Regions from separate parts of the Homo sapiens genome. Here region 2 is linked to region 1. A link is a loop called in an ENCODE intact Hi-C map of the cell type or tissue named here. Cell type or tissue: GM12878. All regions are shown on one strand. Links, peaks and the distances in the headings refer to the core of each region. The heading gives the core; the rest is flanking DNA.

Region 1 (2,802 bases), core at 212-2,711:
ATTGAGGGAAGTTCTTAGAAGGTGCATGTGGGAGCTTCCATGGGGCTGGTGGCATTGTCTTATTTAAAATGGATTCTAGTTACACAGACGTGTTCAGTTTATAATAATTCTTTGCACTGCACGCTATGGCATACACAATTTTCTCCATGTAAATCATATGTCAATAAAAGGATTTTTGAAATAAAAACCCTGTGCTTCTTACATACTCTTCTGGGTGTAACAGATGCCCATGTTGGGATGAAGAAGATATACATTTGTTTCCACTTGTTGTCCAGGTGTCTCCAAACAAAAACGCTGTGTTCCCAGAATACTTGGAACCTTTCTGACTCCATACTCAGGCCATGTTACTGTTAAAATAGTTTCTATGTCTGAAATCCCCATAAGACCATGAGTTTCTGGAGAGTGGAGGGCCTGCCCTAATCATCTTTGAATTTCCAAAGCCTATTCCAAGGTCCTGATACACATGGGAGGGAGGGAGAGAGATGGATGGATGGTAGGTGGAAGGTGGATGGATGGATGAATGAATAAATGGATAGAGGATGGGTTCATGGATGAATGGACGGATGGATGGATGGGTGGGTAGATGAATGGGTGAATGATGGACGGATGAGTAGAGGATAGATGGATGAATAGAGGATGGATTGATGGATGAATAATTCATGGATAGAGGATAGACGGATGATGGATGGATGGATAGAGGATAGATGGATAGATGGAATGGACAGAGGATTGATGGATAGACGATGGATAGATGGATGGAGAATTGATGGAGGAATGGATACAGCATTGATGGATGGATGATGGATGGATGAATGGATGGATGGACAGATGATGGATGGATGGTAGATGGATGAATGGATGGATGATGATTAATGCAAATTCTTGGCTTAGCTTAACTCAGGTACAAATCACCCAGAGTTCTGGCTTCAAATCAGTCACTATGTTCCAGGAACAAAGCCTAGAGATCCCAGACTTCTCTGGTTCCTCAGGCCAAACCAGACATTACAAGGCCCTTCACAACAGCTATTCTCACGCCATGGGGTCCCTGGCCCAGCTCAGCAAAAGGACCCAGCTGCTGACCACCCATCCATTTGCTCCCACTTACTATGGTAGAAAGCCTTCTCCCCAAAATGAATGAAGCTGCTGTTGACAGGGCTTGGAAACACACTTCCTTTTAACCATAACATCTATGAAAGAGTCTTTGTAAACTATGAAGAGTTGCACTCACAGTTTTAAAAGTGTCAATTTAAACTAAAGATTCCTGAAATGCCTGCACAGCCCAGGCGAGCCGGCCAACTCAGGGTTTCTCAATCTTGTCACTGCAGAAATTGGGGGCCAGATAATTCTCTATTGTGGGGAGCTGTCCTGGGTATCATGGGAAGTTTAGTAGCATCCCTGGCCTCTAACCACTAGATGTCAGTGGTGGTTACCCTGACAGAGTTGTGACAACCACAAATGTCACCAGATACTACTCAATGTCCCCTGGGAGGCAAACTCACCTCTGGCAGAGAACCACTGGTCTAAATGAACAAAGCCAACTAATGAGGACTGTGGGGACCCAAGGAGGCCACAAACCCATCTGAAGGGGCCAGCAGCTACTCCGTCATTGCCACAGGGGATATAAGCCAAGTGTTGCTGGAACTTCTGATTTTTCTAGATAATGGAAACCCAGAGTTTTTATGTGAAGTGTACCCATGTTTTTTGGTGTGTGTGTGTGTGTGTGTGTGTGTGTGTGTGTGTGTGTGTGTGAGACTGAGTCTTGCTGTCACCCAGGTTGGAGTGCATTGGTGCAATCTCGGCTCACTGCAACCTCTGCGCTTCCCAGGTTCAGGGGAATTCTCCTGCCTCAGCCTCCAGAGTAGCTGGGATTACAGGCGTGTGCCACCACACCCGGCTAATTTTTCTATTTTTAGTAGAGACGGAGTTTCACCATGTTGGCCAGGCTGGTCTCAAACTCCTGACTTCAAGTGATCCATGTGCCTTGGCCTCCCATAGGGTTGGGATTATAGGCCACAGTGCCCGGCCTACCCATATTTAAACTTTAGGAACCAATTTCTAAAAATTTTGAAGGTTGTAGTGGCCGATCTCTCCTGTGGGCTCAGGAACCATTGGTTTGCACTTTCTGGTATAGTTAAATGTAATTCCAGAAATGACAAAAGAATGCCACCACTCCCAGGCCATAAGAGATGAACCTTGGGGCAGAATTAGCAGACAGCAAAGAAGTAAACCAGTGAGGAGACACAACACAGCAAGGGTGGTGACGGCTGGCAGCATCCTGGTGTGCTGGTGCAAAGCACGCGCTCTGCAGTTAGAGAGTCCTGAGTTCAAATCCCAGCTTTGCTTCTTATAAATCTCATTATCTCTGAATTTCCAAATCCTAGTTCCGGGTCCAGATACACATGGGGAGGGAGGGAGATGGATGGATGGCAGATGGAGGGTGAATGGATGGATGAATGTATAAATGTATAGAGGATGGGTTCATGGATGGATGGGTGGGTAGATGGATGGACGGATGGGTGATGGATGGATGGGTGATGGAAGGATGAGTAGAGGATAGATGGATGATAGAGGATGGATTGATGGATGAATCATGGATGAATAGAGGATAGAGACTCTACATGAGTCTCAATAAGTCCCATGAGCCTCAGTTTCCCTATCTGCAAAACGGAGATGGTAACAGTAGTACCTGCTTCGTGAAGTTTAGGTCTTGTAAGATGCTGAGCAAGGGCCTGGCCTAGTAGGTGATAAAGAGTGGAAGCCACCTATATTAGGTTGAATGTTGGTCTTTCTAAAATATGTCCA
Region 2 (2,802 bases), core at 5-2,504, 260 kb after region 1:
AAGGACTTGGAATTTTTTGTTTGTTTGTTTGTTTTGAGATGGAGTTTCACTCTGTCACCAAGGTTGGAGTGCGGTGGTGCCATCTCAGCTCACCGTGCCCTCCACCTCCGGGGCTCAAGCGATCCTCCCACCTCAGCCTCGCAAGTAGCTGGGACCATAGTTGCGTGCCACCACGCCCAAGTAACTTTTTCTGTTTTTGGTAGAGATGGGGTTTCTGTATGTTACTCAGGCTGGTCTTGAACTCCTGAGCTCAAGTGATGCCCTGCCTTGGCCTCCCAAAATGCTAGGATTACAGGGATGGGTGAACCACCACATCCAGCCAGGACTTGGAATTTTAACCCTACTGTGGTGGGAGCTGAGGAAAGGTTTTTCACCAGTGGAATGACACACTCAGGTTGGACAGGTTGTGGAAGATCCTCAGGCTCAAAGGAAGAGGATACATTGGACATGGGGGTGAGGTCGGTGGCACTTAAAAAGCCTTTGCAGGCACCCAGGCAGGTAGAGAGGGAGGCTGAGCCAGGATATTCCCCTGTGCCCACTACAGCATCAAAAACCAGAAAAAGGGCCAGGTGCGTGGCTCACACCTGTAGTCTTGGCATTTTGGGAGGCTTAGGGGGGAAGATTTCTTGAGACCAATCTGGTCAACATAGTGAGACCCCATCTCTTGAAACAAAAAAACAAAGAAAACAGACAAGTTGATGGGCAAAGGGCATGGGCAAAGATTCTGGGGTGTGCTCCAGTAGAGGAAACGGAGGTCCTGGGCAGGGAGGCATTTTGCACAGTTGGTAAGCAACAGGGCAAACAAATCACCAGTGTTTACGTTATACTGGCAAATCTCTTACTGCTGGACATTTAGGCTCCGTCTAATAATAAGGATAACAGCTGGGTGCACTGTATTATTTATTTAGTCCTCACAGTAGGGCAGGATGATCAGTCTCCCCACTTGACAGATGAAGACACTGAGGGTCAGAGTGGTGATGTGTCAGGAACCCTCCCACTGGGTTCTCACGCTTGAAACACAGATTGCTGGTCCCCACCCACACAGTTTCTGATGCAGTAGGTCTGGGTGGGGCCCGAGCATCTGCGGTTCCCAACAAGTTCCCAGGTGCCACCGATGCTGGTGACAGAGCTGCGTTTGAGGATCACTGCTCTAAACATTATTGCTGCTGCACGCATTGCCTCCTGCTGGGTGCAGGGGTTGTGGGGGGCACTTTGGCAGTGCAGAGCGGAGGTAACCAGCAGAAAACCCGTTAGAACTAAAAGCTGAGAGTGTTTCTGACAAACAGGTCAACATGCTGAAAGACCCAGACAAGGTCCTTAAACTACCCTGCGCTCCAAGAATCAGTGCCTGGGGCTGCCGTACCTAATTGGTTCAAACCACAGGGTTTCTGGCCAGCTCATCTGGTACCAAACGTAGATGTCAATATGGTGGATGCCAAAGAACACATCACTCTGTTTGGATGAATCAGGCTTTTCCTCCCTCTGCCTTCAGCCAGGACTTCTCTGAATTGTTTTCATTTCAAATGAAAGAGGGACCAGTTCACAAGCTGCTTTCATGCTATCTGGGACAGGAGTTACTGTATTTCAGTGTCTGAGGCTGGGAAACCCCCTGGAGGTGGCTCTGTCTTTTGTACCTAGTGTGTGATGTCAAAAGATTCTCCTTGGTTTGGGTTAAATGACATGCTCCCTGGATTACAATCCAGTGCCCCATGATTTTTTTTCCTCCTTTTTTATTGTCAATCCTTGACCTACTTCAGAAGTTAGTTGTCTTTGTTGTCAAGTAAGGCCTTCCACGTCAGATAGAGGCTGTTTCCAGGCCGGGTGCAGTGGCTCATGCCTGTAATCCCAGCACTTTGGGAGGCCGAGGTGGGTGGATCGCTTGAGGTCAGGAGTTTGAGACCAGCCTGGCCAACATGATAAAACCCCCGTCTGTACTACAAATGCAAAAATTAGCCAGGCATGGTGGTGTGCACCATGTAATCCCCGCTATGTGGCAGGATGAGGCAGGAGAACTGTTTCAATTTGGGAAGCGGAGGCTGCAGTGAGCTGAGAACGCACCATTGCGCTGCAGCCTGGGCGATGAGAGTGAAACCGTCTCAAAAAAAAAAAAAAAAAAAAAAAGGCTATTTCCTTTTTTTTTTTTTTTTTTTTTTTGCCAGTGAAGGGGGGACCCTGTGTTGGCCTCCCTATCGGTCACTTGAGATAATCTGAAAATCTGTGTTTAGATCCATAGAAGAGAGGCGGCCTGAGGAGAAGAATTTGACAAAGCTCTTTGAGTGTGCAAATTAGAAATGGCAATTGCTGGGCGCGGTGGGTCATGCCTGTAATCCCAGCGCTTTGTGAGGCCGAGATAGGCGGATCAGTTGAGGTCAGGAGTTCGAGACCAGCCTAGCCAACATGGTGAAACCCCATCTCTATCAAAAAATCCAAAAATTAGCCAGGTGTGGTGGCAGATGCCTATAATCCCAGCTACTCAGGAGGCTGAGGCAGGAGAATTGCTTGAACCTGGGAGGTGGAGGTTGCAGTGAGCCGAGATCGGGCCACTGCACTCCAGCCTGGGCGACAGAGTGAGACTCAGTCTCAAAACACAAAAAACAAAAAACTGTGCAGTGTTCTGTCTGTCAATGTCCTTGTTGCATTTGCAGGGCAGGTTTTCTACCAGTGGCTGGGGACTTAGTTTTACTGGGCCGAGGGAAGGTTAGGATTTGAGGGTCTTGTTAAGCTGGATATGGGCTGCATTTCAAGCCTCCCCTGGCTGTCTCTATCCTGCGTGTTGATGCCAAGGCTGAAGAAGACTGGATT

Evidence for each region. Hi-C counts contacts between places; a loop is a spot of excess contacts. Peaks named below come from ENCODE experiments on the same cell type or tissue, not always from the same donor. Only the 100,000 strongest peaks of a DNase experiment are listed, where the experiment ranks them.
Region 2: a loop joins it to region 1, with 6 times the contacts of the local background. A loop is called at or near these places in 2 of 110 quality-filtered maps.

Annotation. Positions count from the first base shown.
Region 1 is chr16:15,764,641-15,767,442 of GRCh38, forward strand. All of the region lies in intron 9 of MYH11 (myosin heavy chain 11), which reads right to left. Among named protein-coding and RNA genes, the nearest start is that of MYH11, 91 kb to the right of the region's middle. RefSeq lists a silencer at 1,272-1,566. In GM12878, for the core only: a CTCF peak has its summit at 1,408 (motif pointing right); a DNase peak (open chromatin) is centred at 1,491.
Region 2 is chr16:16,024,335-16,027,136 of GRCh38, forward strand. All of the region lies in intron 5 of ABCC1 (ATP binding cassette subfamily C member 1 (ABCC1 blood group)), which reads left to right. Among named protein-coding and RNA genes, the nearest start is that of ABCC1, 76 kb to the left of the region's middle. In GM12878, for the core only: no CTCF peak of the experiment used is centred there; a DNase peak (open chromatin) is centred at 1,022; H3K27ac peaks cover 1,469 bases.